2 separate regions of the Homo sapiens genome follow, and region 2 is linked to region 1. A link is a loop called in an ENCODE intact Hi-C map of the cell type or tissue named here. Cell type or tissue: IMR-90. All regions are shown on one strand. Links, peaks and the distances in the headings refer to the core of each region. The heading gives the core; the rest is flanking DNA. Region 1 has its middle 110 kb from the start of CARMIL1. Region 2 overlaps LOC124901283 (a long non-coding RNA gene).

The links. Hi-C counts contacts between places; a loop is a spot of excess contacts. Peaks named below come from ENCODE experiments on the same cell type or tissue, not always from the same donor. Only the 100,000 strongest peaks of a DNase experiment are listed, where the experiment ranks them.
Region 2: a loop joins it to region 1, with 7 times the contacts of the local background. A loop is called at or near these places in 3 of 110 quality-filtered maps.

What each region holds. Positions count from the first base shown.
Region 1 is chr6:25,165,799-25,182,293 of GRCh38, forward strand. It overlaps the pseudogene UBE2D3P5. Among named protein-coding and RNA genes, the nearest start is that of CARMIL1, 110 kb to the right of the region's middle. RefSeq lists an enhancer at 8,935-9,435. In IMR-90, for the core only: no CTCF peak of the experiment used is centred there; DNase peaks (open chromatin) are centred at 3,993, 7,203 and 8,313; H3K27ac peaks cover 2,543 bases.
Region 2 is chr6:25,213,899-25,230,393 of GRCh38, forward strand. It overlaps LOC124901283 (a long non-coding RNA gene), which reads right to left. Exons shown (of 2, transcript XR_007059516.1): 2 at 16,337-16,495. It also overlaps the pseudogene LOC100533655. Among named protein-coding and RNA genes, the nearest start is that of CARMIL1, 57 kb to the right of the region's middle. In IMR-90, for the core only: a CTCF peak has its summit at 9,762 (motif pointing right); a DNase peak (open chromatin) is centred at 9,753.

The DNA.
Region 1 (16,495 bases), core at 3,865-11,864:
TCCAGAGCACCCCTCAAGTCCAAACCCTGGGTCTTCCATGCCCATTCAGCCTTTAGTATCTCTCTGGATCCTAAAGCTTTCTGAGACCTGAGCAAAGCAGTAAGTAATGTCTTGACAGAAGGAAAGCTCCAAAAACAAGATCTGCTAGCAGCCACAGAAAAAAGAAGGGAAGTATACAGAAAAGGCAGTGTTGCTGATAAGGGGGTTGGGTAAAGTGGACAGGGTTGCAGAGAGGGCTCAAGCAGATAGAATATCAAGGGTAAGCAGGGTGCGATACAAGCAAGTTCTATACCCAAGTAACTGAGTGAATTGTAAATCAGGTGTTCTGAAGATGGCAAACACTATATATTTGAAAACTGTTTTAACATCCTAAATCCCTCCCCATCCCCCAGCAAGAACTCTCAATTCTTATATCTAGTTACAGAAGACGTGAAGACAAACCATCAAAAATAAATATCCTAAATTCAGTAGAAAAACAATACACACCATACCTTTGTTCCATTCCGAGTAGGCAGGGGCCAAACAGCACAAGAGCAGCTCCCCAGAGAAAGCTGAAATGGAGTGAGGTTGAAATCTTCTTTTAAATAACGTTTAAAACTTCTAGAAAGGTTGCAGCCTGAACAATTCAATTTGCTTGGTAACAAATTTAATCAGATTTTATTGTAGCCAGAAAACCTTTCCGAAAGTAATTACGAGAGCACAGCAGGCAAGAGCACAGCAGGCGAGTCAGACTTCTGGTGACATGAACACTCAGCCTGCTGATATGAATTTCAGTTGTCTTCATATATCTGCCAACCTTACCATTACCCTCCCAGCTCCACCCACAGAGCCTAGCAAAGAGCACTTCAGATAAACTCTGAATTCCCCACCAGCACAGGAGTATGAAGTGTGTACTTTAGATAAACTCCGAATTCCCCACCAGCACAGGAGTATGAAGGGTGTGTGTGTGTGTGTGTGTGTGTGTGTGTGTGTGTGTGTGTATGTGTTCATACATGTGTGTCTGAAAGCACATGTATGTTTTTGCAGATACATGAATGTAGTGTCAGAGGAGAAAATATTAAGGAGAACTTAATATATCACTCCCTAATTTTTTGTATCCTTCTGTAAGTCATCCTGTCATAAACACAGATTTTGGTTTTCTTTGTAATATAATAAGAATTGCTTTGTTGTAAAAGAAAAGACCTCTGTATAGTATTTCCCACCGGGGCATACAGTTTAGGCCTGGCCTCTGTTCCTTCCCGATCCCTACCCTCCCCTGACTGTACTGTCCTCTCAACCCTGAGGGCTCAGACTAGTGGGAATTCAGAATCCAAGTCTAAATCTCTTCAGACATCTGTATGCCACTTGGTTTATTTTCCCCAGTTTGATAAATATCCTGTCTTGCCCAGTCACTGTTTCAGCTCTAGCAAGCAGGTGTTCTATGTTTCTTTAAACAAACACAATACAGTGAAGAACTAGCTGGCATTGTGCCTGCCCAGGTATTTTCAAAAACTCACCTTAAGTCCTCCCCGCTTCATTAAAATCAATTCCTCCTTTTCCCACTGAGTGCTCTTTCTCCTGAATCCCTGGAGAATTCTGTGCCTCAAAATTTGCACTTAAAAAAAAAAAAAAGCAACACTAAATTCTCTTTTATGTTAGTCTTGTCTCTCCAACTAGATTATAAGTTTCCGAAGCACTGGCAATGTGACTTTGAACTTGTATTTACCACAACGTTTAAAATTCTGTGTAGGAAACAACTAAGCAATTCTCACGAAACAGCAAGAGGACAGTTGTAACCACATCTTATTCTAGTTGGAGAAATGTCTGATAGTAGGATAAAGGAAGAAAAGACTGCTATGTAGAGCAATTCTTCTAAGTAACACCTGCCCTCAAAATATCCTTTTCCTCTCCAAATCAAGAAGGTCTCTCAAATTATTCCTTCCCTAGTTCTAGATGACATCACATGACATTTTTTAAAGTGAGGTATGACTTACATATAGTAATGTGCACTAATCTTGAATGTATAGCTCTATGACTTTTTTACGCAGGTATACATTCATGTAACTACCTCCCACATCAAGATATAGAAAATTTCTAGGACTCCAGCTAACTCCTTCCCAGTCAACATCCACTCAAATGATAGCCACTCCTCTAATCTGTATCACCACAGACTGGTTATGCCTACTCTTAAATTTTGTATAAATGGAATCATATGCTGTTTTGTATCTGGCCTCTTTCTCCTACCATTATGATTGTGGGATTTATCCATATTGTAAACATATTTCATGTTATGTGCATATTTTATTGCATGTTAAATAAATTCTACGTAAGCCTCACATAGGAAAAGAAAGCAGGAAACCACCAGAAGGAACTGAACCCTGAGATGCACAATTGCTTAGGGAACCCACAGGATTTGCCAACATTGAGAAAAATAGACCTCTGATTAGAAATAAAAGCCATCTATTTTCTCTTATACAAGAAACATTAGACATATGGGAAAAATTAGCTGCCAGAAATAAGCTGAACAATCAGGGCAAAGATATCTTTCTGCAAGATAGATTTAGTAAAGAAAACAAGGAAGAATTTTCAGAAAAAGAAATTTAGTGCATCAAGGAATAAAAAGGGATTATAATAGCAGGAACCTGAATTCTCTGAAGGAGAGAACAGGTGTGGCAACATCTTTTTGACTTAAATATCAGATAGAAACAAAGAGGACTTTAGAATTCAGGTAAAGGGAGTTCTGTCTGGAAGATAAGAAAGGCAGAGAACAGAGGCCCTTTCTCTTTTTTGATTTCCAACTTTTAAGTTCAGGGGTACATGTTCAGGATGTGCAGGTTTGTTACACAGGTAAACACGTGCCATGGCAGGTACTGCACAGACCATCCCATCACCTAGGTACTAAGCCCTGCTAGCATCCATTAGTGATTCTTCCTTTCAACAGGACAGAAGAGGAGCCTTGTTAGTAAGGTGGTAGGTGACAAATCCCTGGTAATGGGGCAGATGGAGGACTTTTTAAAACACATGAATACTCTCTGGAGAGCTGTGACGCCACCCTTTTCGCCACCTCAGACCTTCAGCAAAGTGTGTCCACACAAGGTGAATGGAATGAAAGAATGCCATTTGGGGAACACAAAGGAAAACGATGTGTTCCATGTCTGCACCAGGACAGGCTGTAAGAACAGACTCTAAGAAGAGGTACAATTAGGAAATCTAGGACAAAGAAAATTGGACCTAGGTGGGGACCAAGTACAAAACCTCTTGGAATTGAAAAGAAAAAAAAAAAACAGGAGTTAGGGGAGGCATTAAACTTCCCATCAAGAATGGGATGAAGAGCCAGACATTTTATTTAAATCTCAAAGGGAGGGGTAATTTTCAGGAAGGTGTCACATAAATGAAAAGGGGTAACAAAAAAGGAGAGAACAAAAGGATTTTTCCAGTAAAATCATGGGCGCCAAAACAAAACAAAAAAATAGTGGAGATCTTAAGTAGCAGAATAATATGCCAAAAACCAAACCTGGCAACTGTGAAACAGATAACCAATTTAAGGAATCTCCTAAAAAACAGAGAAGTTATGAAAGAAAATTAAGAAACAGGAAGAATAATATATGATAACTTCTACATAACAGAAATTCCAGAAAACAAATGAAGGAATGATCAAGAATAAGTTAACATTTTTCTCAATAGAAGAAAATCTAGATTTCATATTTAAAGAATCTAAGGATTGTTGGGCAGGAATACTGAAAAAAGCCATATTACAGATAATCTGTTGAAATTTGTAAATGACAGAAAAGAATCCTACAAGAAATCCTACAAACTTCCAGAACACTCCCCCACCCTCCTCACACTCACTTCTCCCAACAAAAGACACTCCAACACCTTCACCAAAATCAGGTGTCTGCCAAGTGCAAAGAAACCAGTGGACATTGCTCTCTTATTTGGAAATAAAATGCCAGGAGACCCAATGGAGTGATGTTTACAGAATTCTGAGGGAGAATTCTACAGCCAAATGGTGACTCAAGTGTGGCTGTAAAAATAAAGGCCTTTTCAGACTTGTAAGGACTCTGAACACACAATTTCCAACTGTGGTCTCAGAAATCAGTTCCACAGTATACTGTTCCCCTCAGCCTCAGAGTCTTTGGTGAATCTCCAGGTGACAGAGAGTTTCATCTCCCAAAGAGGCCCTCCAGTCTTCTCTGGTAAAGGTTTTAGATACTCTCGCCTTCCCAGACATCTGAGCTTCATTTTCTCCTGTGTCTCCAGAGCTCTTTTTGCTTTTTTTTTTTTCCCTTCTATTCTGTCCGACCTTAGCTATTACTGTTTTTCAGGTGTCCTTGACTCACCATTCTCTTATTACAGAGACTACGTCTGTCTTACTCATTTGTTTCCAAAACCTCCTCGAGTAAAAAGAGGAATTTGCTGGAAGGGTCTGGGGAGATCTCGAAAAACCCAGCATAGAAACCTTAGCCCATCTGGCCTCATGCAAGGCCGGAGTCTCAGGCTCTAATGTCAGCACTAGAGAAAAACACGTATCTTCCTTCTCTTCCTGTGTCTCCATGGTGTGGGAGAGGAGGGAAGAAGAACTAACCTGAACGGCCAGCCACAGGCATTCACAGGGTCAGGTGCATGGTGGGCAGGGCCACTGAGCTGAGTAGCATCTTCTACGTCTGTGTTCCACCCAGGAGTGGGGGCAGTGAGGGGAGCAGGCCTGGAGATTTTAGGCTACTGGTGGGCCTCAGAATCTCCTCTGCAAGGACTTTAGAACTTCCAAGTCTCAAAACAGAAATCCAGAATGGGTAGTAGAAGACCCCTCTTAAGCCTCTAAGTCATGTACTCTGTCTTTTATCAAAGAAGGCTACACTGGGATTTTTAAGATATTGTGCTGATTAATAAAAATCATTCTTTCCACCCATTTGCAACTGAGTCTTTGTGTGGGTGCCTGCCTTAATTTCTAGAACCTAGAGAACTCTCTCCCTAAGTAGCCTTAGTGAAACCTGAATTCTTTCTAGGACTGTGCTAGATTTTGGAAGGCAAGCACTACACTATCTTCTTTTTGTTGCTCATATCTGGCCAAGAGCCTAGATCAGTGGTACACAGTAAATGTTTAATAAATGTTGATCAGCAAACAATATCTTAGCATATTCATTTCTTGGAAGTATTAACTAGTTTGCTTTTGTAACACCTTTTAGTCCAGCTTTCATTTTCCATTTTCCCTTCCTGAAAACACTCAAAGGCCATTTCTGTCTCATTTTATCATTCCTGGAAGAATATCACCCAAGTATATCAGGCAGTTTTAAGTCTTTTCAAAATTCATGGAAATAAGTATGGAATAATTTTTACCAGCCAATATTAATGGCAGTGCAGAAGAAAAATACAAATGCAATATAATTGTTTCACTGAATTTCTTAATTTTTATGTCTGTGTTAAATTTAACAGCAACTGAGTGGGGAAAGATTTCAGGTCATCTTTTCATTGTTCCATTCATGGCCTGTGCAGATAAGTTGCATCAGATCTGATGAGAAGTAGACTCAAATGAGTGAGCACTGTTTCTCTTCTTGTGGGGTGCTGCTGTGGGGTTCATCTTTCTTTCTAGACCAAGGAGATAGCTAAGAAGGAGAGAATTCACTGTGGTAGTTCTTGACTTGCATGTTGTAGGTTGCTCTTTATCTCCACCATGACTGATTTTAGCCTAGGGCTTTGGATCAGGCATAAACAGCCAAAGTTACTAACCTAACAGGCCAGACAGCTTTGCCATTTCATAGTTCTCATTTAAAAAATCTATCCAAGAAGCCCTACCTACCTCAAGTCAATCCCCAGCTTCCTAAGCATTCAAGGCCTTCAGTCTATATCCTTAAGGGAACACATCTGTAGAGACCTTCCTACCACAAGTGACACGTCAGCCCAGCCAAACACTCAGAGGGCACATTATCGTGCTAAGTCCTACACTAAGTGCTAGGGATATAAAATCAAATAGAATTTCAGCCTTCACCTTCAGGAGGTTACAGCCCAGTGAAGGAGACAGACATCCAGCCAGAAAATGTCAGTAAAATGTCAGCAAATGTGACAAATGACCAATTCCTCCACCTTGGTTCTAAGCATTCTCCTCTACCCCATAGTCGGGAATCTTAAGCTATTGTCTCTTTTCTCTCCTGATTCTTAAATCTTTCCTATCTGTTCCTTCCTTTAGCATCTAAATGTGTGGAAGCTTCTCCCATTTTAAAAACTGTAAAACTGGCCGGGTGCAGTGGCTCACTCCTGTAATCCCAGCACTTTGGGAGGCCAAGGTGGGCAGATCACAAGGTCAGAAGATCAAGACCATCTTGGCCAACATGGTGAAACCCTGTCTCTACTAAAAATACAAAAAAATTAGACAGGCGTGGCAGCACGTGCCCATAGTCCCAGCTACTAGGGAGGCTGAGGCAGAAGAATTGCTTGAACCCGGGAGGTAGAGGCTGCAGTGAGCCAAGATCATGCCACTGCACTCTAGCCTGGCGACAGAGTGAGACTCTGCCTCAAAAAACAAACAAACAAATAAACAAAAAAACTGTAAAACTACAATTCTTTCTTTACTTACTGTTACCATCTAGTATTAACCCTTTCTCTTTACTTTCAGAGCCAAACTTCTGGAAAGAGGTGTAGTCTCTCCACCTCTCTCTCCTCCTCTTCTTTCCATTCACTCCTTAAGCCACACACTATGGATTTCACCCTCGTCATTCCACCAAAAGCATTCTTCCTGAGGTCAAAAATATCTTTCTGGGTGGGTGCGGTGGCTCACATCTAATCCCAGCACTTTGGGAGGCCAAAGTGGGCGGATCACTTGAGTCCAGGAGTTCGAGACCAGGCTGGCCAACATGACAAAACCCCATCTCTACTAAAAATACAAGAAATTAGCCAGGCGTGGTGGTGCACACCTGTAGTCCCAGCTACTCGGGAGGCTGAGGCAGGAGAATCACTTGAACCCGGGAGGTAGAGGTTGCAGTGAGCTGAGATCACACCACTGCACTCCAGTGTGGGTGACAGAGCAAGAGTCTGCCCCCCCCCCCCAAAAAATCTTCCACATCATGATATTCAAATAATGCATTCTAGTGTAGTCAGCCCCTTCCTGGACATCTCAGCTCCATCTGGCACAGTCGATGATGTCCTCCTTTTAAAAACACTCTCCCCTTCGGCTTCATGAAACATTCCCTCATTCCCCAAATTCCACAAAACACCAAACCCTTTCCCCTTGAAGCAGACACACTGCCCTAGTCCAAGCCCACATAGCTCTCGTCTGAACCACAGCAGGAATGTCCCAACTGAGCTTCCTGTGTCTCCTCTCACCACCCTGCCCTCCAGCCCACTTGCCACATCACAGCCAAATGAGCTTTATTTAAAATATCAGATTTGATCATATCTCTCTTTAAACTCTTAATGATTTCCAACTTCCATAAGGATAAAGTCCAAAATCCTTAGCGTGGCCTGCCATAAGCATCCTGGTCTGATCTGTGCCTGCCTCTCTAGACTCAGGTCAAATCACCCTCCCCAGCCCTCTCTCCATTCTGGCCGGTGTGATCTTCTTATGGTAAAAAAAAAAAAAAAAAAAAAAAATATTGCATGGACTTTCTCATTTCAGCTGTTCTCTCAGCTTGGAGTGGTCCCCCTCCTCATCTTTGCCTGGCTAACTCCTACTCACTACTCAGATTTCAACTTAAATGCCACTTCATCTAGAAATCTGATTCCCAAGGAATTGGTTAAAGCCCAATATGATCATACAGCTTGTATAGCACTGTAGTTCTTCTTAACAGTCAGCACACCAATTATTACTTATCCAAGGTTTACCTTTACCCCTAGACATGACTGAATGAGAGCAGGGGCCATGCCTGTCTTGTTCATTGCAATGTCCCCAACACCTGGCATGGTGCATATTTTTAATGAATTAAGAAATGAATGAATATACTGAATGCATTAAGAACAATTAAGAGGGACACCTAAACCAGTCTGTAACAGGAAAATGAAGGCCAAGCATTTTCCAAATCTATAATACTATGATTTCTGGAGGAAGAATGCATAGAAAGAGCCAGATGCTTGTAAAGGACAGGTGTATTTACAGAAACAGCAAAGGTGTGTAGAAGGGTTTTAAAAGAATGATTGTTATTCTGAAGTGCTGTAAAATACAGCAGGATCTATGGTGTGAACAAAATCTAATAACTCTGGCCAGTAGCATGTTCTGAGAGAACATATGTTATAGTAGATGAATTTATGTTGCATATGTTTAGCTAAGTAAAGGATACTTACACAATCACTTCTAGAATGAGTCATCTGGAATTAGCTCATGCCCATAAATCAACACAACCCAGGCCTGAAAGAATCAAGGCCTTATACATGCAAGAATTTGACATTTAAAACAAAAAAAAAAGCAGCATTAGCAATCCATAAAAAATGTTAAATCATAAATGTCTAGAGCTGTAAGGAACCTTATATTATCCAGCTCAACCCCGCTACACCTCCTATCATTCTCATCCCAGGGGTGTGTAATATGGGAAGCTGAGGCCCTAGGAGGTTAAGTCACTTTCCTCTGGTTACATGTCTACTTTGTGGCTAAACTGGTCGTAGAAACTGGGTCAGCTGGGCACAGTGGCTCATGCCTGTAATCCTAGTACTTGGGAGTCCAAGGCGGGCAGATCACGAGGTCAGGAGTTTGAGACCAGCCTGGCCAATGTGTGGAAACCCATCTCTACTGAAAATACAAAAATTAGGCAGGTGTGGTGGGGTGCGCCTGTAGTCCCAGCTACTTGGGAGGCTGAGGCAGAAGAATCACTTGAACCCAGGAGGCAGAGGTTGCAGTGAGCCGAGATCTCACCACTGCACTCCAGCTTGGGTAACAGAGTGAGACTCCGTCTCAAAAAAAAAAAAAAAAAAGAAAGAAAGAAAAAAGAAAACAGGTCTGTATTTCAATGCCTCCTAATTATCTGTAACTTTTGATTCTGTAAACTTCAATAAGACTACTCCAAACCATGGCCTGAAGGTGGTTTTCTGGAAACCCTTACCTTCCTCCAGTCTTGATACCGATTCACTATATAGCATATCCTGCGTGAAGAGAAGCCTGTGGGTGCTGCTAACCTCAACACCTACCCCGTACCACCCACACTGCCGAGGGGCTTAGGAGTTCCTAATGGCAGTAACTGAAACACTTTGAGTAACTCCTTTAAATGATGTCCTGTTCTGTGGCATTAAGTAACATCGCTCTCATCTGTCCTTTGTGATTTCTCAGTCTCCCTGCTGTCGTATTTGGGAAATATAAATATTTGGGAATAAACAAACAATGTAAATAAATGTTTGGGAAACTTCTTGTGTTATAGAACATTATAGAAAATATACATATTTGTTTTCATCTATCTATATAGATATATAGATATATATATCTTCTGCATCATGATATTCAAATAATGCATTTTAGTCAGCCCCTTCCTGGACATCTGAGCTCGTTTGGCACAGTCGATGATGTTCTCCTTCACAGTTAGTTCCTGGTTCATAACTCCCACATCCCTTGTTACAGTCTTTCGTTATAATGCTGGGTGTGTTAGGTCTCAGGGGCAGGCCTCAGGAAATAATCTCTTTCCTGCATTCCTTTTACCTGACCCAAGGCAGGATTCTAATGTTCCCTGTCTTTCTGATTGTGGGTCTTAAGAGTCTCCCCGATGAGGGCCTCGCCTCATACCCTGGGGGAAGGAATGCTGATGTCACGAAGTTTCCATAAAAATCCAAGAGGACTGGGTTCAGGGAGCTTCTAGATAGCTGAACACATGGAGGCTCCTGGAGGGTGGAGCCCAGGGAGGGCATGGAACTCTGCATCCCTTCCCCTATGTCTCTCCCTATGTGTTTCTTCATCTGTATTCTTAGTAATATTCCTTATAATAAACAAGTAAATTTAAGTGTTTCCCTGAATTCTGTGAGCTGCTCCAGAAAATTAATCAAACCCAAAGAGGGGATTCCTGGGAATCTCAACTTCAAGCTAGTTGGTCAGAAGTTTCAGAGGCCCAGACTTGCAACTGGTGTAGAGGAGACAGTCTTGGGGACTGAGACCCAACCCATGGGATCTGACGCCATCTCTAGGTAGATAGTGTAAGAATCGAATTGGAGGACATTTGGCTGGTGTCCACTGCTTGAAGTGTGGCAACCAACCCCCTAACCCCCAACATATTTGGTCATAGAAGCCTTCTGTGTTGATTGTTGTAGTGTGAGAGTAAAGACACAGTTTGAGAGAGTTTCTCCCTGCACAGCCACTGATTGCACACTTTAGAATGGCTAAGGTGATAAAGTTTGTGTTATGTACATTTTATGACAATAAAAAATAATTACTCAACAACTTCCAGCTCCAGCCATGATGGTAAGCCCCACTCCTCCTAGATCCTCCCTCTTACAACTTAAAAACATAAAATAAATAAATTAAGATTGAATCCTGAAACATGTTCAATCAACCCATAGGAAGGTACAAAAAAGAGAGACAGAGGGACAGGAAATAGAGGAAACAAAAAGAAAACAAAGTAGTGGGGCAGATATAAGCCCTAACATATCAACAATTCCCTTAAATGTAAGTGGTCTAAATACACGAATTAAAAGACAGAAATTTGCAGAGGGGATAAAAATAAAAACATGTTCCAACAATAGGCTATCTATAAGAAATTCACTTCAACTTCAATTACACAGGTGGATTGAAAGTAAAAGAAAGGGGAAAAGATATACCCTGAATTCATTAATCAAAAAAGAGCAAGTCTTGGCTATATTAATATCAATGCAATTAGTAATCCTTGTTTTTAAACCACAATTTTAAAATTTCACTAGGAACAGCCTTGAAGAGCCTCTGTGTTTCAAGAATGCTGACATCTGCCAAAGGCTTTGCAGCCCTGTCTCAGACTGGCTCAGTCCACTTTAGCCCAGGTCATGCAGATTTGTCTCCCATTAGATGTGAAGAAACAAAGTGAAAGTCTCTCTTAACCTGCTCTTCTGCCCTCCTCACAAACCAATTAAAATAACTTGAGTCATTTTTCTAGCTTTGTATTGACAGAATTTTAAAGATGAATAATATTGTGTGAGAATTTTGAAAAAAGTGTATGCTGATAATACTGACAGGAACATAAATTGATAGAGTGTTTTTAGCAATTTGACAGTATCTATATACAGATGCTCCTTGACTTACAATAGGTTGTGTTCTGATAAAACTATTATAAGTTGAAAATAATCTTAAGTCAAAAATGCATTTAATACACCTAACCTGCTGAACATCATAGCTTAACCTAGCTTAAACTTGCTCAGAACAATTACACTAGCCTACAGTTGGGCAAAATTATCTAATTTAAAATCTATTTTATAATAAATGTTGAATGTGTGAGGTAAGAGTATCATACTACTTATCACTAGCTCTGGAAAAAGACCAAAATTCAAATTCAAAGCAGTTTCTATTAAATGTGCATCACTTTCACATCATTGTATAAAGTTGAAAAACCATAAGTTGAACCATTGTAAGTCAGGACCATCTGTAATCTATATAATAACTTTTAAATGTGAATATCCTTTGATTCACCAATTCTACTTCTATTCTAGTATAATTTTTCTAATGAAGTACTTTGGCATTTATACAAAAAGTTGTCCATTGCAACAAAATATTGGTAACATCAACAGAGGAATGAGCAAATACATTATGGTACATTCTTCTGTGGAATACTATGCAGCAGTTAAAGAAGTAAATTTATAGGTACTAAAATGTTAAAGAAAACAAAATGAAAACCAGGCCTGAAGAATTCTTGAGCAGACAAAATTGGTTATGCCTCATCATAACCTTGCTTGATTTACAAGCGTAAGTGAAACTTGAGCTATATTTTATAAATGCCTATATTAAAAACAGAACTTAAGCTCAACCAATCAGAAGTAGCCAATAAACTTATGTAACTAGGGACTTTCCAAAGGGATAGACCAAACAAGGCAACTGTATAATTGTAACCCATCAAATATTTTCTTTGCTTTACTTCTATGTTCATCCTATAAAAGCTGCCCTCTTGTGTTCCCTCCATGGAGCTCCTAAGCCACTTCTGGTTTGGAGCTGTCCCATTCATGAATCATTGTTTCCTCAAAGAGACTCTGAAATTTTGTTGTGCCTTAGTTTACTTTATAACAAACATAAATAGGGCTTTAGAACACATTTTTATTGATGTATACTGTTTCACTTGGGGTGTATAAAAAATTCCTACTTATAATAATGGTTTAAAATTTCAAATTTATTAGTGCTATGAAATTGCTACACTATTGCTAGTAGTGATATATTATTTTGCTCATCAGCACATGAAGCCTGGAATAGAGTGGTTATATTTGAATCCCCAGAGCATCTTAGAGTCTAGCACATTATATTTACTTAAAAATTGTTTAATTAACCAATTGATGAAAAAGGCCAGCAATTCCAAACTTCCTTCCAGCTCCAGTTCTTTGATTCTAACTGGAGAAAAACTGCCCTTACATATAAAATGTTCATGACAATACCTATCTCAGACAGCTGCTATAATGATAAAGTATCCAAAATTGCTGAGGTGAGGGGTGTTATAATTTGGTAGACAAATTCCAGGGGCTATTTGTTGTTACTCTTCATTGGACAAAACTACTTCTCTACAAAATTCAGACTCGCTCTGAGAAGTTTCAGAGAGCTAATTTCAGTGTGTATGAAGGAGGAGGGGCAGGGAGTGAAGGAAAGACAGGTGGAAATGTCAAACACTAAAACCACTGCTGTAGTTGAGAACAAAGCGGGAGCTGACGGTCAGCACTGATCATGAGTGCTAGACTTCTTAAAAAAGCAATGGTCATGTTACGGAAAGTCTCACATTTGTTAAATGCTTTAAGCACACAGTGTATTTGATTCTCACAACCAGGAAACTCTTGAAATCCAACCTCCAGAGACGTTCTAATCCAGTTCTCTCATCTACCTGTCATTCTTTGGTCATGCTTGATGGAAAACTAGATTGCAAACTTTTAAAAATTCCTGGGGCAAAGAAAATTTATAAATTTGTAGATTCATTTCCTGAAGCTGCCATAGCAGATGACCGCAAATGGAGTGCCTTTAGAAAACGACAGAAATTTATTCTCTCACAGTTCAAGAGGCCTGAATATGAAATCAAGGTGGCAGTAGGGTTGGCTCCTTCCAGAGGCTCTGGGAGAGAACCTGGTTTGGCTTTTCTCCTGGCTTCTGGTGGGTGCTGGAAACTCTCGGCATTCTTTTGCTTATAGATTCATTGCTTCATTCACCTCCAACTTCACATCATCTTTTCTGTTTTTGTTTTTTTTTCTTTCCCGTCTGTCTCTTCTCCTCTTATATAAGGATGCACACTTGTCATTGGATTTAGGGCCCACCCAGATACTCCAGGGTGATTTCATCCTGAGATTCCTAGCCTAATTATATCTGCAAAGTCCCTTTTCCCAAATAAGGTCACATTCAGAGGTTCCGGGTGAACATATCTTTGGGGGCAGGGGCACTCAACCCCCTACAGCTTGTTTGTATGATTTTGATTTTGGAAGAAAGCTACTAAAGCAGAAATATAAACAACAGAAGTAAATGCAAAAGATAAACTGAATGGAAATAAAAGCTAAAAATAGAAAACCGGCAGTTTCATGGGCAGTTTCAAGCTGACAGATTTAAGGAGTTTGTGGTATCTGTTCCAAAATTCTGCAATATCCTTTTAAAGAGGCTGACTCAAGCTTGGAACTAAAATGTTTACCACTTACCAACCAGAGCACACCACCCTCCCAGTGTCCTTTCCTGGAATTCAGGAATTTATAAAAAACAAATTCATATCCTGGAATTTCTAAAAAACAAATATTCATGACTGTAATATACTAAGATATAATTACTTGAGAGGAAAAAGCACACAGAAGCAATTAAACAGAGTTTGAAGTGTCATCTACTAAATTTAGATTGTTTCCAGTAAGGTGGTAAGCTAAATACGTCAACAGATTCTCTTGTTTAAAACAACTAAAAAAGGGGCCAGGCGTGGTGGCTCACGCCTGTAATCCCAGCACTTTGGGAGGCCGAGGTGGGCAGATCACAAGGTCAGGAGATAGAGACCATCCTGGCTAACACAGTGAAACTCCGTCTCTACTAAAAATACAAAAAAATTAGCCGGGCGTGGTGGCGGGCACCTGTAATCCCAGCCACTTGGGAGGCTGAGGCGGGAGAATGGCGTGAACCCGGGAGGCAGAGCCTGCAGTGAGCCGAGATTGCGCCACCGCACTCCAGCCTGGGCGACAGAGCGAGACTCCGTCTCAAAAAAAAAAAAAAAAAAAAAAAACAAAAAAAAACAAAACTGAAAAGAGCCCATGAAAGTAAGAAAGTAAGGAATTCTCAAATCGGGCTAAGTGAAGACGAGCCACTGTAGAGAAGTTGTGAGAGGCCTGGAGCCGGCCATTTGTCAAATGAAAGAAGCGAGGAAGAGGAGATTGAGCTTTGTATTTTATGACCTCAAAGGCACCAGAGACACAGCCCGGGGTCTGCCCACGTTGTGGAGTATGTTAAAAGAGAGCGAGATTCCCATCACTGAATCATTACTGGTCAGCAAAATTAAACTGTGTCTAACAGGAGATCTGCCACAAAAAAGGTTGGGATCATAATGAGTTAAACCATCTATTTTAGAAAGAACTAGAAATAAACCCATATTAGTCTCCAACCCCTCACCTCTCCCTTCTCACCTCCAGCTCTAGAGGAAAGAAAATCTACGAGCTCAAATTTTAGTGCTAAGCAGAAGGGAGATTAAAACAGCCTTCTAAATACTAAAAACCAGAGAAATCTAGCCTTTATGCATGTTTGTAGCTTGAATTTACACTACCTGAGAGAATTGGAGAAAAGTCTTGCTGAACATTTAATTTAGAGTGCCCCTGGACTAACAGTTCTCATAAACCTAGAAGAAGGGGAAAATTCTCTTTGAAGGACCCCATCTTTAAGCTAGCTAAAGAGAATTTCTGCAAGTAGAATTACAAACCATGAAGCAGCTCATGGTACAAAATTACTAAACAGCCAAGGCACAATGAGTAAGAGCTAGCAAAAACAACAGATTACATACACATAAAACAGACCCACAATAGTATGGTTAATATTATGATCAATTCTATATGCCTGAGCCTGAAATATGCCTGTTTACATACTTATATCTACAATATGAGAAAGATATAGAAAGATTCTAACCAAGAGAAAGCTGATATAGCCATATTAACTATTAACATATTAATTAAGAGAAAGATGATAAAGCCATCCTCTTTTAAGCAACAAATATTACCAGAGAAAAGGGAGTTAGTTAAGCTGCTGCAGTGCATAAAGGGACCATCCAGAGTGACACGGCGGCCACTCAGCAGGCAGCCCCAGCGCTCATCCTGTCTCCCCAGACCCGCTCACCCCAACGCCGCATTTTCTCCCGCTGGTGGGTGATCATGAGGCGGCCTCAGGCTCCCTCGCCCACCCCTTCCCTGTCCTCGTCCTGGCCCCAGGGGTTGGAGGGAGCACCACTTGCCTCCCACCAAAGCTCCAAAGAGAACTCACAAGGAATTGAATGACCTGGCACGGGACCCACCCCCGCCCAGCACAGTGTACAGCCGGTCCTGTTGGAGATGGCATGTCGACTGGCAAGCTGCAATAAGAGGCAAAATGACAGTCCCAATCAGGGTGTAATATTTTTCTTGCAATTCATTTCCCAACAGACTTCCCCCTCAAACCCCCTAAGGTTGCATTTACAAGAATGTATTTTCCAAATAGTAACAGTAATGGCAGCACGTGTCTTGACATTCTGTGGTCACAGTGGTCTCCAGCACTATTTCAAAAGTACTCTTTTCCATTTGTTCCCCATTGTATGATTCCAATCCACATGATCTTCTAGTGAATGAGGTTGCTGAGATCTACAGAAAGGATAGAGAAAAGTATAGCAGAATAGCTCAGGGATGGACTCAAAGTATGCCAGGTAATTAAAGAAACTGAATAACCTCTACAAATAAAGACAGGGGCACTCTGAAAGAGAAAGTCCTTTTAGGCTGGGCATAATGGCTGACACCTGTAATCCTAACACTTTGGGAGGCTGAAGCAGGAGGATTGCTTGAGCCCAGGAGTTCAAAACTGGCCTGGACAACATAGTGAGACGCTGTCTCTACAAAAAAATTAACAAATTAGCCAGGCATAATGGCATGTGCCTTTGGTCTCAGCTACTCAGGATGCTGAAGTGGGAGGTACCTTGAGCCCAGGAATTCAAGGCTGCAGTGAGTCATGATAGTACCACTGCACTCTGGCCTGGGTGACAGAGCAAGGCCCAGTCTCAAAAAAAAAAAAGGAGCAAGTTCTTTTGATTTCCATTTTAGTGCCTTCTATGAGTATACACCTCACCCTGCCCTGTACATACAACCTGATACAGCAATGCTGCATGTTGTACATACTTGGAACAACAGACTAGAAATACTGTACTTCTGTACCAACATTGCCTCCTAGCAGAGAAGTGTGTGTGTGACAAGCCAGTTCTACACGCAT
Region 2 (16,495 bases), core at 5,030-13,029, 49 kb after region 1:
ACAAAAGAGTAAATATTATATGGTCCCACTTAAATGAGGTATCTAGAAGAATCAAATTGGTAGAGAAAGAAAATATAATAGTGGTTACCAGGGTGGGAGAACAGGGAGTTTCAGTTTGGGATAATAAAAATGTTTTGGAGATGGCGTGTAGTGATGGTTGCACAACAATGTAAATATAGTTAATTCTACCAAATTTCACACTCAAAAAGGGTTAAAATAACATTTATAAGTATTTTACAACTTTTTTTTAAATTAGTACCTTGGAAATTAACAAACTAACTCCTTCCCCACTTTCATTGGCACATGACTTTTTTCCACTCATGTTTTCAACTTGTTGAGACTACTTCCTAGTAGAGTAGGTAGATTCTAATGTTCTGATGCAGGGGGGAATTATAGGACCAAGAGGACAAATAAAAAAATGACATAATCAGAATACAAAAAAAGTTCTGAAACATTCATGATGTTGAAAACATGAGAACCATGAAAGGGAATAATGGAGTTGTGACTACATCTAATAAAGCACCCACTGAATCACTGAATACTGTTTTCCTTGCCCAAAGCATTCACTTTTTCATCAGGAAGCCATATTAAAGATGGCTTTAAATTATTATCTGAGGTTACTGGACAGAAAAATCACATCAACATGACTTTTTATTATTTACTTCACTGCCAAGTCATTGGCAAGCTTTGAAAAAGCTAAGTCTACAATTTGTCATTATTAATACCTGCGTAATAGCCCACATTTTTGTTCCCTTTTAGTTAACTATTTCGGTTGAATCCAGGTTTTTAGAAACCATTATTGATACAAATAATCCTGCTCTAAACAAAAAATTCTAAATATATTTTAGCCATACATATAACATGGTCTCAAATTCATATGTAAACAAGAAAAACTATACCTACATACATAGTCATTGTCTCCTAATACCTTTTTTTTTTTTTTTGAGACCCTCTGAGTCTCGCTCTGTCACCCAGGTTGGAGTGCACTGGTGCGATCTCAGCTCACTGCAACCTCCCCCTCGCAGGCTCAAGCGATCCTCCCACCTCAGCCTCCCGAGTAGCTGGGACTACTGGTGTGTACCACCACACCCGGCTAACTTTTGTATTTTTTAATGGAGTTGGGGTTTCACCATGTTGCCCAAGCTGGTCTTGAGCTCCTGGGCTCAAACTGTCCACCCTCTTGGCCTCCCAAAGAGTTGGGATTTCAGGCCTGAGCCACCGCACCCGACCCTCCCAATACTCTTTCCGTCTGTCACCATTGTGTAGTAGCTATGTGGTTTTAATGGGACTGACAACCTCCTCAGCCAATCAGGGTAGTCCCATCCCCCTTGCCATATTGATTAATTTAACAGTCCTGCCCAAGCTAGTCAGGGCATGGAATTCCCCCAGCCCCCAGGATTAATGTAGAAGTGCGCACCTGACCCAAGATACTCTGAGAAGCTCAAAAAATTTTCACAATAGCTCTGAGAGGTCTGTCTCTGGATGTGAACAAGGATGCATGAAGCCCCATATGTTACTGGCAGCCATCTTGTGACCACAGAAACAGACTAGAGAATAAAGATCGCACACAAGGGAGAACAAAGCTCAAATTCTCACAGAGAAATAAAGTCAGAATTCAGATTAAACCAATCAGCCTTAACCGGACTTAAGTTTTTTTGTACATAAAGATGAATGTAGAAAATAATGCAACGAGGCCAGGCGCGTGGCTTACGCCTGTAATCCCAGCACTTTGGGAGTCCGAGATGGGCGGATCACGACGTCAGGAGATCGAGACCATCCTGGCTAACATGGTGAAACCCTGTCTCTACTAAAAAAATACAAAAAATTAGCCAAGCGTGGTGGCGGGCGCCAGCTACTAGGGAGGCTGAGGCAGGAGACTGGCCGGAACCTGGGAGGCGGAACTTGCAGCCAGCCGAGACCACACCACTGCCCTCCAGCCTGGGCGACAGAGTGAGACTCCGTCTCAAAAAGAAAAAAGAAAAAAGAATATAATGCAACGAACATCCCTGAACCTCCATTGTGTTTTATCATATTTTAGTATCTTGCCTATTTGCCTCAGGAATAGGAGTTTGGGGAGTTTTAAGGTTTGTGTCTTGTTTGTTTTTTCTTGCTTTGTTTTGGAGACAGAGTCTCCCTCTGTTGCCCAGACTGGAGTGTAGTGGCGCAATCACAGCTCACTGCAGCCTTCCCCTCAGGCTCATTCTTGTGCCTCAGCCTCCCGAGTAGCTGGGATTACAGGCCTGCAAGGCCTGCACCCTGCCCGGGTAATTTTTTGCTTTTTTAGTAGAGACGGGGTTTCATCATGTTGACCAGGATGGTCTTGAACTCCTGGCCTCAAGTGATCGCCCACCTCAGTCTCCCAAAGTGCTGGGATTACAGGCGTGAGTGACCGCACCTAGACTTTGATTGCCTTTTCTAATCAATATACAAAACCACTATGGATTTTTGTACATTGGTCAATCTAGAAATGCTGTTGAGGCCTCTTATTAATTCTGTTTATAATATTCTTTGGATTTTCTAATAATCATGTTTATGTAAATTAGTTTATTCTCTTCCTTATTATTATACACTTGATATTGGATATGTCTTGCTCACCACTTCTGACCTCTTTGCCACCCAGGTGCAACCTGATGGTAACCTCACTGTGTCCTGGAAATTGTTCCTGTCCTGGAAATTTGCTCAGCAGCACTCAGAGACAACCCAGAAGTGGGGTAGGGGAGGGAGAGTTAATGCTTGATGAGGAAATCCTTGACAGATGGGGAATAGGAGCAAGTGGAAAAGTGCTTTCCCCTTTATTCCCCTATGCAGACAGTTCTGAGATACATTTCATAAGGCTTCTGAGCAAGTCCTATGAGCTCAAGCAACCAGTGTCTATAGTAGACACTGGTTTTTCAGGTCTATTTCTTTTTCAGGTCTCACTACATTAACCAAATTCTCTCTACAATGTTGACTGACATGGGGATAGCAGGTGTGTTTGTCTTATTTTTGGCTTTAATAGGAATGCCTCCAAAGAGGTATATGGATGATGTGGATATCTGCGTCCTCATGTGCGTGCTCACTAAAGGGCAACCCCTACAGGTAGATAAAAATCACATTCCTGGCTGGGCATGGTGGCTTACGCCTATAATCCCAGCACTTTGGGAGGCTGAGGTGGGCGGATCACCTGAGGTCAGGAGCTCAAGACCAGCCTGGCCAACATGGTGAAACCCTGTCTCTACTCAAAATACAAAAATTAGTCGGGTATGGTGGCACACGTCTGTAATCCCAGCTACTCGGGAGGCTGAGGCAGGAGAATTGCTTGAACCCAGTAGGCAGAGGTTGCAGTGAGCCGAGATCATTCCATTGCACTCCAGCCTGGGCAGCAAGAGTGAAACTCTGTCTCAAAGAAAAAACAAAAATCACATTCCTTCAGTCAGCCTCTTTCCCAAATGCAAAGTGGCCATACTGGCAGGGATCAATAATGTGAGTTCCCCTCTCTGAGGCCTGCTACCAACATTACCAGATGTGGGATCTTCCAACAGCAGAGACCAAAGCTGAGTCTCCAATATAGCACCATTCCCCCGGGAACATCAGCCAACCACCTGGTGACAGATTGATTACATCAGGCCCCTTACATCATAGAAGGAGAACTGATTTGTCCTCCTTGGAATAGACACTATTCTGAATATGGATTAGCTCTCCCTGCCAGAATATGTACTAGCCAGCACCATCTGCACTCACAAAACTGATGGACTGATTCCCTAGAAATTCACTGGCCTTACCAGGTAACCCATGACCACGAAACATGTGGGTCATGGTAACAAGCTGGTAAGAGGCTTACCAAAAACTCAGCTACAGATGGTACCAATTAGGGGACAACACCCTAAAAGGATAGATTCTATCTTACAGAATGCCAGAGGGAGAGAGGGAGACAGGGAGAGAGGGATTGATACATGGGTACTGTTTCTTCCACCAGCCCAGGATCAAGGAATGGTTGTGAGGTGATTCCCCTTATTATTCCATAGCTAACAACTCAATTGCAGGACTTTTGCTTCCCGTCCCAACTCTGAGCCCTGCTGGCTGTGTGTCTTAGTGCCAACAACAATGGAGCCCTTGAATTGGCAGCTGAAACAAGCACCTGGCCTTTTGGGGCTTCTCCTGCCACTGAAACAAAGAACAGTACTCAATTGCTGCAGCCATAGATCCTGATTACAAAAGGGAAATTAGATTGCTACTAAACAACAGGGCTAGGGAAGTCTGTGTCTAAACCCAGGAGATTCTCTGAGATGCCGCTTAATATCTCCATGTCCCATACTAAAAGTCAATGGAACATGCAGGGGGCGGCCTGAGAATCCAGAACATGTCCTGCTCCCCACCACCCCCACCCCACTCCCTCCCAGGGAGGTAGCGGACGCTGGAGCTTCTTAGGCCAGAAGTCCAGGGGCAGGGGCATGGTGGGGGCGCCTTTCTCACCCCGAGAAAACGCAGCGGTGGTCACGGGGAGGGGCGCCACCATGCAGCACCCAGGCCTGGATTCCAGCTAGCAGTATCAGCCTTCTCTCACTTTCGGGCAGCGACACCGCTGGTGTAGACCGTCTCAGGTGCGTCTTCGTTCAGCTCTACTGTCCTCAGCCCCAGCTTGGGCTCGCCCTCAGCCTGCTGGAGCTGTTGGATGTGTTCAGGCCTCCAGGCACCCTGGCCTCCCCCCACCCGCCCCGCGAAGACCGAGGGAAAGCAGACGCGTCTCCGCGGCAACCCGGAGCCTGCAGCCCGCAGGGACCCCACCGCCCCAGGTGCAGGCGTGTACATGCCAGTTGCAGAAAATATCACACCAAACCAGTCTGAGGGAGTCAAAGCAAACTATAATATTTCAGGCGTCAGAGACTCTCCTATTACAGAATTTGCCTGTTTGGATAGCATGACACCTTTTCCACAAGATTTTATTAATAAGCTGCACAAACAGTTTATAGGCTCAGTATCACACACCTGAGAAAAGAGTTTTCTTAACGTTACATTAAAATCCTTCCCAGCTAACAGAAATAGAGGCCAGAATACCATAGAGCAAAACTCAGAAAGCCTGAACACGGAAGGAAACTTCACATATCAGGCTCCGAATGGCTTGGTGTTAGTTATCCCTATAAATCTTTTGTGTTTCTACTATACAATATTCTCCGGCGTTTCTGCTTCTGATGTCAACATCAGAGATGTATGAACTGAACCGCGCCAAAGTCAGAACTCGGCTTCGGCCACACTAGGCATGGCCCAGGTAATCCCAGCTACTCAGGAGGCTAAGGCAGGAGAATCGCTTGAACCCGGGAGGTGGAGGTTGCAGTGAGCAGAGATTGTGCCATTGCACTGTAGCCTGGGCAACAAGAGCAAAACTCCGTCTCAAACAAACAAGAAAACAAAAAACACCTTTCAAGTGCACTGTCTTCCAACAGAACTAATGGAGCTGCTAGCTTCCTCCAGAAACTCTTCTTTTATGGAAATGTGCTTCCTCTGCCAATTAGGAAGTCTGCTGAATAGACTTCCTGGCCATAAATTCCCAAGAGTGGTTAAAGTATCCTAATGGACAGACAAGAAAGGCAAAGATGAATCTTCCACTTCCCTTGGCTTTTGTACAGTAGTTGATCCAGCCATACCTAAACCTCCATTCATATTGAAACCTACACCAAAAACAAACAAACAAAAAACAAACAAAAAACAAACAAAAAACAAACAAACAAAAAACAAACAAACAAAAAACAACTCTAAAACTAAACACAAACTAGATTTTACACCTACAGTTTGGGATGCCAAAAAGAAAAGTTGTTCTGGGATATGCTGAAGCAAAATTGTGTGCATGGGGGATCTGGCTGCTAATACACTTTGTTGAGTCAAAAACTGTGTTCAGATGAGTAAGCCTGAAGAAACAGGCCTGAACATATACAGGCTTTCTACCAAAAAAAGAAAAAAAAAGCAATGGACCTGGGTTCAGTTAAACACAACCTTTGTTTTTAAAATGGCAGGCTAGATTGTATCAGTGCAACTCAAGACATCTCTGAAATGAAGAAGGAACAGAGCATTTATAAAAATAAAATAGAAATTATCTTTTATTATGTTTACTGCTGGAGAAGCCGTGATGGATGAGATAATCAGCCCTTTCCCTGTCATGATGGAACTCTTACTAATGAGGACTAATAGTAGCACTACTGGAAAATACTCTGCTACCAAATTAGCTCAAAATAAGGATTCCATTAATCCTACTTCCCTTCTGAGGGCTATGATGCAACAAAATGAGTCTGGGCGTTTTATCCTGTTTCAAATACTGCACCCTTTGAAAGAGCTTTTTAAATGCATCTATGAGTGAAGCCAGTAATCAGCAAGATAATATTGTGCCAAATGCAAAAAGGCAATGTCTTCAAACATGAATCTATTGATCCATCTCAGCAAATGAACCTGACACTTTGTGGAGATCCTGCAAGTTTCCTTCCACATAATAATAATAATGACCTAATACAAGACTAGGAAAAACTTAAACATTGATTTTGAAGATATCAAATACAATCAGCAGAATGAGGAACTTCAGATCTGACTTTCTGGTAAGGATTTTATCTACTAGGCATAACAGATAAAATCCTAACTTATATCCAAGATTATTTTACAAGTCTACCGTCGTGTATTCAGGTCATAAGCAGTAACATTCCTTGGTTCTCAACTCAAGCTACAGGGTAGTTATAACCACCCCAATAGCTTTAGCACCAACAAATTCATGAGATGAAGTAGCAGCAACTGGGTCATAAAATGAGGCATAGCAAGTAAATGGCAGCTTACAGATTGGAGTTCTAATCAGGCCATGCCTTGCAGATATTCCCAGCAAGACCTACAACAGTATAAGGTGTTTTCCAATTTCCATGCCATGAATCAGACTTTCCCTACAAATCTGAGTTTAATGCTAGGCCTCATATACAGAAACTTAGTGCCTGTATTCAGGCTGTGTCACAACAACATTCCAAGTATACTCAGTTGGACTTCCCTGTAGGAAGTTTTGAACCATTGCTAGTATCCAACTACTTCTAATTTAGAAGATTTGGTCAGTTATTTATAAGTTTCTGAAAACCAACAACATGGAGAAAAAAGCAGTCTGTTGTAACTTTTCAAGTGTGTTATGCCAAGGACATGTCAACAGATCAGTGCCAGCCAGAAACTGCACACCTTTGTGGATCTGATGCAATATAAATACAACTCCAAGCTCATAGACATTTTAAAACAAGTTGCTTTCAATGAAACATATCTAGCTGAATAGCATAAATAACACTCGGACTATTTTATGTCCTCAGCCTCTGTTATCCATCAGAAACCAGATTGACATCCAGTGAGTTCTAACTCCAGGCCTGATTTTCGCCTTAGCTTTGGATGCTGTATAAATTAGCTTGCAGAAGGTTGCAGAATAAAACTGAACGTTCAGTGTCAGCAGGTTGACATGGAGGCACTGATGCACATTCCTTGTACTGTCATTTCAAACCAAATTGTTTTTGATCTTAGAAGATGATTTTAAAATAAAATATAAAATAATCTTATATTTTAATATAGATATATGCATATATAAATTTTAAAATAAAATTTTAAATCATCAGCCATTAAAATAGAAACCGTGCTGCTACAAACAGCAACATATTGCATTTCACCTTATTCTGAGCACCATGTTATATGAGATATTTGAGGGAAAAATGAGCATTTAAGATACTTTAAGAATTTTCTCTATTCAAATTATTATATCAGAATAAAAATGAAACACATGGGGTTTGAACTTATGGGCTGCTATTTTAGTATATCAAATACAAAGTTAAAAATCAAAAACTCTTTCCCTATTTATTAGCTTCTGTTTCTATCTCAGATGCTAAAAGAAGTAGTGTGGTGTTTTTATGAAAAGAAAATATCAATGTTTCCCTTCTTCACTGTTAATGTAAATGACTCACAATTTTTTTTAACCTATAACAGTATAGGTAAGTTAAGTCTCTTATTTCTTATATGATTATTACAATATAGCCAGATAATATGGTTCATATAACTTAGATTCTTAAACATTTTGACTTTAAAGACTTTCTTTGTGACCTAGTACCTGGAGCAGGAGTGAGGTAAGGTAATATTTGAAACTTGAATAGGATATGATTGGAGTTTTAAACAAAATGATGTTTAATAACCAAACTGATCCTGACATTATTAAATCTCCCCAAGATTTCATTAAGTGTCAGGAAAAGGATATTTTGCAGAGCCCAGGTAAAAGCAATGACAGGAAAAAATAATGTCTTCCTACTTTCATTGTCCAGTGAAGCAAGATTGCTCAATAAACCAATTATAGTAGGTCCTCAATTCATGCTTGTTGAAAATAATCTCTAGTTTTAATCTTTTATCTTCCATTGGATGCAAGCAGGGCTGGACTTAGACAAAATGAGAAAGTGGAAAAGTTTGTTTTTAGAATCTTCTTATCTTAGACAAAATTAGGAAGTGGAAAAGTTTGTGTTTAGTATCTTATCTCTGTCTCCAATTTCTGGCATTCCCTTCTGCCCACTTTTCTGCCCAGTCTTTGTTCAGGAGCCATCACTCCATATGCTTGTGGCTGACCCACTGGGAATCCTTAACAGAGCCTGGCACTCCACCCACACTGCCCTAGGTATGCCTCCAGAGCCATGCACAGATATTCACCTACTTTCCCTCCCTTGGTATCAGCAAGACCTTGCTAATATTACAGAGCACATCTCTAGTAGTGTTCAGGGAAATATTCTGGCTTAATGAAGTCCCAGGCTGTAAATAACATTTGTAGGAACAGTTGCAACTTTGAAGAACCGCTATAAGGGCTAAGGAAGGACACTCTACATTGCATTCAAGGGTCTCTGTGTCTCCCCTTAGTGGGCAAGGAAGCTGCCATTTTTCCTCCTCTAGAGCAAGTCTTATCTTCTCATCCTTCTAGTGAGGCCACTGGGCCTCTTATTCGAGATTCTTTCTTTTCTCTTTTTCTTCTCTGTCATCCCAATTAGCTTTCAGAGTGTCTATGATAAAAAAGAAAAAGACAATCTACAATTCAAAAAATTAAAAATTATACTAGAGTTTATGCCTGTAAGTGATCTTTTGATAATAAAACATGTAGGATTTTAAAATTTTGATACTCAATTTTTACAAAAACAAAACTGAAATGTACACCACTGTTTCACAGAGGATATCTTATAAGAGAATTAGAATGGCTGAATCTGAACTTGGCTTCCATAGCTTCTCACATCCAGAAATTCCAAATAAATAAAGTAACTCAAACAACGGCAGTCTGACAACTCCTATCAGACCTGGAGGACACAGGGACCCATCTTCCATGTGTTAAAGGGTGAGGAAGAAAGTAAAATAGGAAAACAAAAAAAGTATGCTTTATCCAAGGGCCTATGTCTTCCCCAAATGACTTTACATTCAGAATCTCTTTGCCTAACTCTCCCCAATTTGAGAGGTATTTTTCTTCAAAATCCTGATCCTGCTTTCATTCCATTCCCTGTTTAGTATAAATTCCTGGCTAAACACACTTGGTCTCAGAGAACCATGTCAAAGGTTACTAAGGTCAAAAAAGCTTTTCTTATTTTCTGACAGTCCCTGAGGTCCTGAGAGAATGCATTCTTCTTTTGTTTGGCTGGTAAATAGGAAGTTCTGCATTTTACTTTCCCCAACAAGGAAGCAAATATTTTCTTATTGTCTTATTCTGTGGCTGTATTAAAGAAAAAAATCAGCATTTCCAGAGCTCTATGCTAACAGGCCACTGGGTGGCAGTCCTGAGCTGTAATGCAGAAGAGAAGAGTCAGGAAAAACCTGTAAACCAGAGCGGGAGATATAATAATGTTCAGGAGATAACAACGTCATCAAAGATCAACTACTTTCCACCAATAGAGCCTAATTAAATGAAAGGAATCATACCAGGAAAAAATGGAGGTAGTATCATACGTTTAAATTAAAACTGCCCAAGACGCTTAGATAAAATTGGCAGAAAAGCATCCCTCCTTCCACTTTCATTATCACCAAGGTAACATGGTCCAGAGTGGAGCTGAATGTCAACCCAGTGCTAATGGGCAGGCTTCTTCCTACTCAATTTTCCCTTTTTCACCAGGACTTCAGAATAAAGCACTAGAACTCACACTGTCCTGCTCTGCAAGCTCCAACCCCAGATTAATCCTGAAATCCCCCTTCTCTGCTTCTATATCTTAGTGATTTGGGGCTTCTAGAGAGAAGTACAACCGTGGGAACTGGTATCTTCACAAAGGTATACTTTCCGATTTCAGAAGAATACTCCATTCATCTTGTCAATACTTCTCCTTATCTAAAAACAGCATCTCTCCCCTCATCCCTTCTCCTTCCCTCACTCCTCTCTATAGCGAGAATCTCATACCTTCAGTTCTGTCCATCCCCTGTCAGCAAGTGATCTTGCCCCCACAGAGACTACTGAGCCCACAAACCCTCAAATCTTCACTCTTCCATCCCACCCCCATACACATCCTGCCCCCATACAGGTTTATCTTCATTTTCACTCATTCTTGCTTCCTGTCCCACCAATCACAAGAAATAGAACAGCTGCCCTCCTCTCCCCTCCAGGTGTCTCCCAGCATTTCACCACATGCATCAATTTCTGTGTCTACATAAACTGTTTGCCCCGCCCCCACCCCCGAATGCTAATATGACAAGAGGACATATTAGAGGAGAATCGAATTCTCTTAGCAAATGGCATGAAAATTCCTTTTGGAGATTTCTTAGAAAAATTCATGGATAAGCCCATTGAGGTTGAAGGCGAGACCTTGACTCTGGGTTGATCACTCAGTTCTAGACAAGAAAAGTAATTCCTTGCTCTAAAGGAGGAGGAAGTTGGGAAAAACGGAGGAGGAGCCAGCAGGATGGCAGAGGGCAGTGTGGTTGGGCGTATAACCCCTCTCCAGGAGCACCTCCAAACTACCTTAAAGTTCCTTGTTAAATTGTTAACTCAATAGATTACCATTAACATGAGTGTTTGTGTAGAAACTGGCGAGAAGGCTGAGATTCGCACTGTGGTGCCACAAGATGGATCTGAAACCACAGGTACAGATGTGGCAGGGGACACAAAGAGAAGCATGAGGGAGCAAGCCTCAGAAATTTAGGGAAATCATAAAAGGAATCTTGGACTGTGGCTTTGGACCAGGTTTACAAAGATGGACCAACATCTCACAGAGCCAGGGAGGCCCCAGCTGACATTGGCTTGCTCTAGCTTCTCCCATCCTAAACAAAAGCCTCTCTACCCTGAGCCCTTTTTCACTTTCTCCTTCTGTCATCATCCAACTCTCTCAGAAGCTTGGTCTGTACTTGTGGCAGCTTCAGCACCTCCCAATAATTTCTCAAACTTCTGCTGACTGTTCTCACCAAGGTCATCAATGATGTCCTCATGAGGAACATTCTCAGTCCTTGTCTCACAGAACAGTTCTTCTTCATTAGGCACCACTGATAACTTTCATCTTATCTCTCCTTGGGTCTCTGACCTTTCCAGTTGCCTTCACCATGGGCTGCTCCTCTTCTTTCTGCTGCTTAAATGTCAGTGTTAGGGATTGAGGAGGTGCATTTCCAACCAGCATCTGAAAGACTTATGATGTTCACCAAACTAGGGTTAACAAGCCTGTGAGTTGAATTTGACTACAATTGAGTCAAACTGAATGGTGCAATCAGAGTGTGAATGAAGGAAAATAAAGAAACCAAGGGAGGAAACATTATAAATGGCAGGGAAGGGAGGCCAAGAATGTTCTTGAGAATATTAAGAATATTCTGAGAATAAAAGAAACAAGCTGGGTATGGTGGCTCACACCAGCAATCCTAGCACTTTAGGGAGCTGAGGCAGAAGAATTGCTTGAGCCCAGGAGTTCAAGACCAGCCTGGGCAAAATAGCGAAATCTTGTCTCCACTAAAAATACAAGAAATTAGCTAGGCATGGTGGTGTGCATCTGTGGTCCCAGCAACCCAAAGGCTGAGGTGGGAGGATCACTTGAGCTTGGGAGGTCGGGGCTGCAGTGAGCCAAGATTGCACCACTGCACTCCAGCCTGGGCCACAGAGTGAGACTTTGTCTCAGGGGGCGGGGGAAGGTGGGAAAAAAGAACAGAGTAGATACAGAAGCCAAATTGCAATACAAAGAGAGAGGTTAACATTGTGAGAGAAGGTGCAGGTGTTCAGAGATAGAAGGAAGTAATGTTATAAAAATAAAACTATATTTGTGTAATTTAACATAAAATAGTTCCTTGACAGGAAAAAAATTATGGGAAGCACTGTGCTACATAAATTCAACTGAAAATGTGTTCATCCAACCATTAATCATAATCTGTCTGGGCCAATGAAATACAAATGATGTTCTTGTTAGCTGCAGTAGGCTTCAGAGTCAAAGGCATTCAGATTATGTTCCCACTACATTCTAACAGGAAAATCAATCCATTCACTAAATGGGCGTTAGCAATAAAATACACTAGAGCGTTCCAAAACACACAATTTACCTGGTTTATTGGGCCAGATTATCTTTCTCTGTAGACATATGATCCTTCTTTGAAATGCTTTGTCCTCATTCAGCTTTTATTCATGTGACTAAATGCTAGAGTTTCACTGTAATCCTACCTATTCCAACCCAGAATTCATGGTAAAATATTCCATCTTGGACTCTGTTCAAGAAAACGAATCCGAAGAACTGGTAGAAGAACTGAAATACAACATTGTTACACCCATTCTATAGCCCCCACGTTGTCCAATATTCTGTTGTTATAACTACATGTGGTTGTTTAAATATAAATTAATTAAATAAAATTAAAAATTTGATTTTCCCTTTTATACTAGTCACCACTCAAGTGCTCAGTTGCCACATGTGACTAGTGGCTACTTCATTGGACAATCAAAAAGTATTTCCATCATTGCAGAAAACTGTTAGATAGCACTGATAGACAGACAGACACATACATACATACATACACACACACACACACACACACACACACACACACACACACACGCTCTGTGGTCATTAGGCAAGGACCATCAGAATAGCATGAAAGTAAAATGTCTGTCAGTGCAGAAGCCAATATGCCAAACTTTAACCTCCATACCCTAGTTTTAATTTCTGTATCAGGCTGTCTTATTGTCTTATTAAACTAATCTGTATTAAGATGATTTTTTCCTCCCAGAGGTATGTTAGTCATAGGTCACTAGATTGAGTGCCTAAGGAAGGCTGTAGCATCTCCTTCTATATAAAATAATTTGGAAACTGCCCCTTTTGGAAATTGGTAAGTAGAGTTATGAATTCTGAAAACTTCTTACATTTATTTTGCTCAAATAGAAAGATTTATAGATTTAGCAAAACTCACAGTCTATGTGGACAGTGCTAGCTTATTTGTACTTACTAGATCCTTATATGTTAGGTCCCAATGGGTTATTAACTAGGTAAGTCACTTATCTTCCCTGAGACTCAGTTTCTTTGACTATAAAATGGGAATTATAACATCAATGTCACAGATTTGTTATAAAGAAAGATTAAATATGATGTTGTATAGGAAAGTGTAGCCTTCATGGAAGTGGGCAAGAAATGATTAAAGAGTAACCACAGTTGCAAGTCAGGTGGAGTGTTAAAGATTCTAATGACTTCTGCACTTCAATCTAGGAATGGCTTTTGCCACCAAAGAGCCAGAAGCTTGCAGAAAATTCCTCTTACCACAAAGAGTGCAGAGCAGAAATCCAATTCACAAGTAATCATTGGTGGAATGGATTTTGTGAGATATGATTCTGTGATCTTCAAAAGCTGCCAGTGAAGAGATATTTGTACACCTGTGTTCCTAGTAGCACTATTCACGATTGCCAAAAGGTGTAAACCACCCAAATGTCCATTGATGGAGGAATGAACAAAATATGGTATATACAATGGATTATTCAACCTTGAAAAGGAAAGAAATTCTGATACTTGCTGCAACATGGATGAACCTTGAAGCCATTATGCTAAGTTAAATAAGCCAGTCAAAGGGCAAACACTGTATGACTCCACTTATGTGAGCATCCTAAAGTAGTCAAATTCATAGAGATAGAAAGTAGAATGGTATTGCCAGTGCCAAGTAGAATGGTTGTGGGGATGAGAGAATGGGGAGTTGTTTGGTGGGCAGTTTCAGTTTTGTAAGATGAAAAGTATTCTGGAGATTGGTTGCACAATAATGTGAATGTACTTAACATTACACATTACACTTAGAAATGGTTAAGATTGTAAATATGTGTTTTTCACAATTTTTGAAAAGCTGCATAATTTATATTACTATAAAGGTGGCAGACTCCATTTTGGGGGAAGACTTCTTTTGCAGGTGGAGGGGACACTAATAGATTTTAATTGTGCATAACAGGCCCAGAATCCTGCTCTGATGATAATATAAAAACCTCCTCTCATTGTGGATAGAACACTGGTGTGCAATGTCATGTTGGAGCCTGAGGCAAAAGGATAAATATGTACCCCTGTATATATATATATATATATATATATATATATATACACACACACACACACACATATATATAGTAGCTATATATATATATACACATATATATAGTAGCTGTATATATATATAGTAGCTATATATATATATATACACACACACAATAGCAAGAAAGACAGTTACTTAGATATTATATGAGAAAAAGGAGAGCAAAATCTTGTGTGTATATATATATACACACACACATACACACAAAGTACCCTCCCCCATATTTTGAACCAAATAGAAAAAGTAAAAGTTCTGCCATTCAAAAATATGACTAAATATAAAGCATTATATTGTCCAATCTGTTCACACACCATCATCACCCCTTATCAACCCGCCTAGCTCTGTGGGCTCAGGAACCTTGAGCTAATCAACAACTATGCTTTATTGCACAAAAATGCAGAGTTGCAAAACAAACAGCCTGTTTTTATTTAAACTATTGCTATTTTATTATCGATTTTAGCATTAATTTTAATTTTTAAAATATTGCATTAACATATTATTGCTCTTAATTGTTAACTCTTTTGGTGTTCCGTTAAAACTTGTGGCCTCATGCATCATTGCCTTACTCTCATTCTGGCCCTGTGCCTAGAGATTATCGTGAGCTTAACTCCAATTCTCCTACGGCTATAGCTAAGAAATAATGATGGAGTTGTGGGCTTTATGATGGAGAGAGTCAAGGGAACTGTTTGTTCAAGTGGGAGGCCGACCCAGTGCTATGGTCTGAATGTCCCCTCAAAATTCTTACGTTGAAACCTAACTACCAGGGTGATGTATTAGGAGGTGGGGCTTTTGGGAGATGGTTAGGTCATTAGGGCAGAACTATCATGAGTGGAATCAGTATCCTTCTTACAAGAGATCCCAGAGAGTTGCCTTGTCCCTTCTCCCATTGGAGAACACAGCAAGATGATGGCTGTCTACAAACCAGGAAGCAGGCCCTCACTAGACACTGAATTCATCAGTGCCCTGATCTTGGACTTCCCAGCCTCCAGCACTGTGAGGAGTAAAAGTTGTTTACAAGCCACCTAGCTTATGGTATTTTTGGTACAGCAGCTGAAACAAACTAAGACAGCCAGTAACTTGGAGACACTGGTGGGAGTGGGAGAAGGTGGGTAGAAGGATGACCAGGGATCGTCCTATGAAAAGGCCATGACTGAAAGGTTTCAGGAGCAATGGGATCTGAGGACAACTCAGGCACAGACTTTCCTTTCTGCATTGCAGGTCTTTGACCTTATTTTCAAGTCTTCAGTAAAGTTTCTTAAATGCTACAGTGATTCTTGGGAGAATGAAGAGCAAAACCAGAAACCACAGAGTGACAGATTGGCCTGGAGAAAGCTACAATAGCAAGAAAGACAGTTACTTAGATATTATATGAGAAAAAGGAGAGCAAAATCTTATTATTCAAGCCACATGCATGAACTGCATACTTCCTTGCCACCAATTAAAATTGCAAGTCCTACAGGCCCCCAAACTCAGGCACAGATGCAAGAACTGGACTTGATTGTAAAACCACACCCTGTGGTCATTAGATAACTAAGTCATTAGATAACTATGTCTGGAATGAAGGAAGAAACAGGCCAAATAGACAGAAAAAGAAGTTACTGGGATTTATGAAATCAGATAAAATAATTGGTATCTGGAATTATATTCTAAATGAAAAAAACCACATGGGATTTGAAACGTAGAAACAGGGCAACTTCAGAAACACCAGACTGATGTGAATTGGAGCATATTTATAGTTCTTCAGTTTCCACAGGCCAGCACACTGAGTAACTGAAAGACTGGATGGCTTTACTAGAAATTGAGGCTTTCTATTAAATAAGAAACACAAGAAAAGTCAGTCAAAAATTAAGTTTTTAATGGCATTTAAATTGTATTTCTGAACTGAAGAAAATCTATATTAATCAAGATTAGACAATCTACACTAGACAAATTGTACCTATTGTACCTGAAAGAAGGTCATCACGGGCAGACTTCAGAAGGTGGAGTACACGTG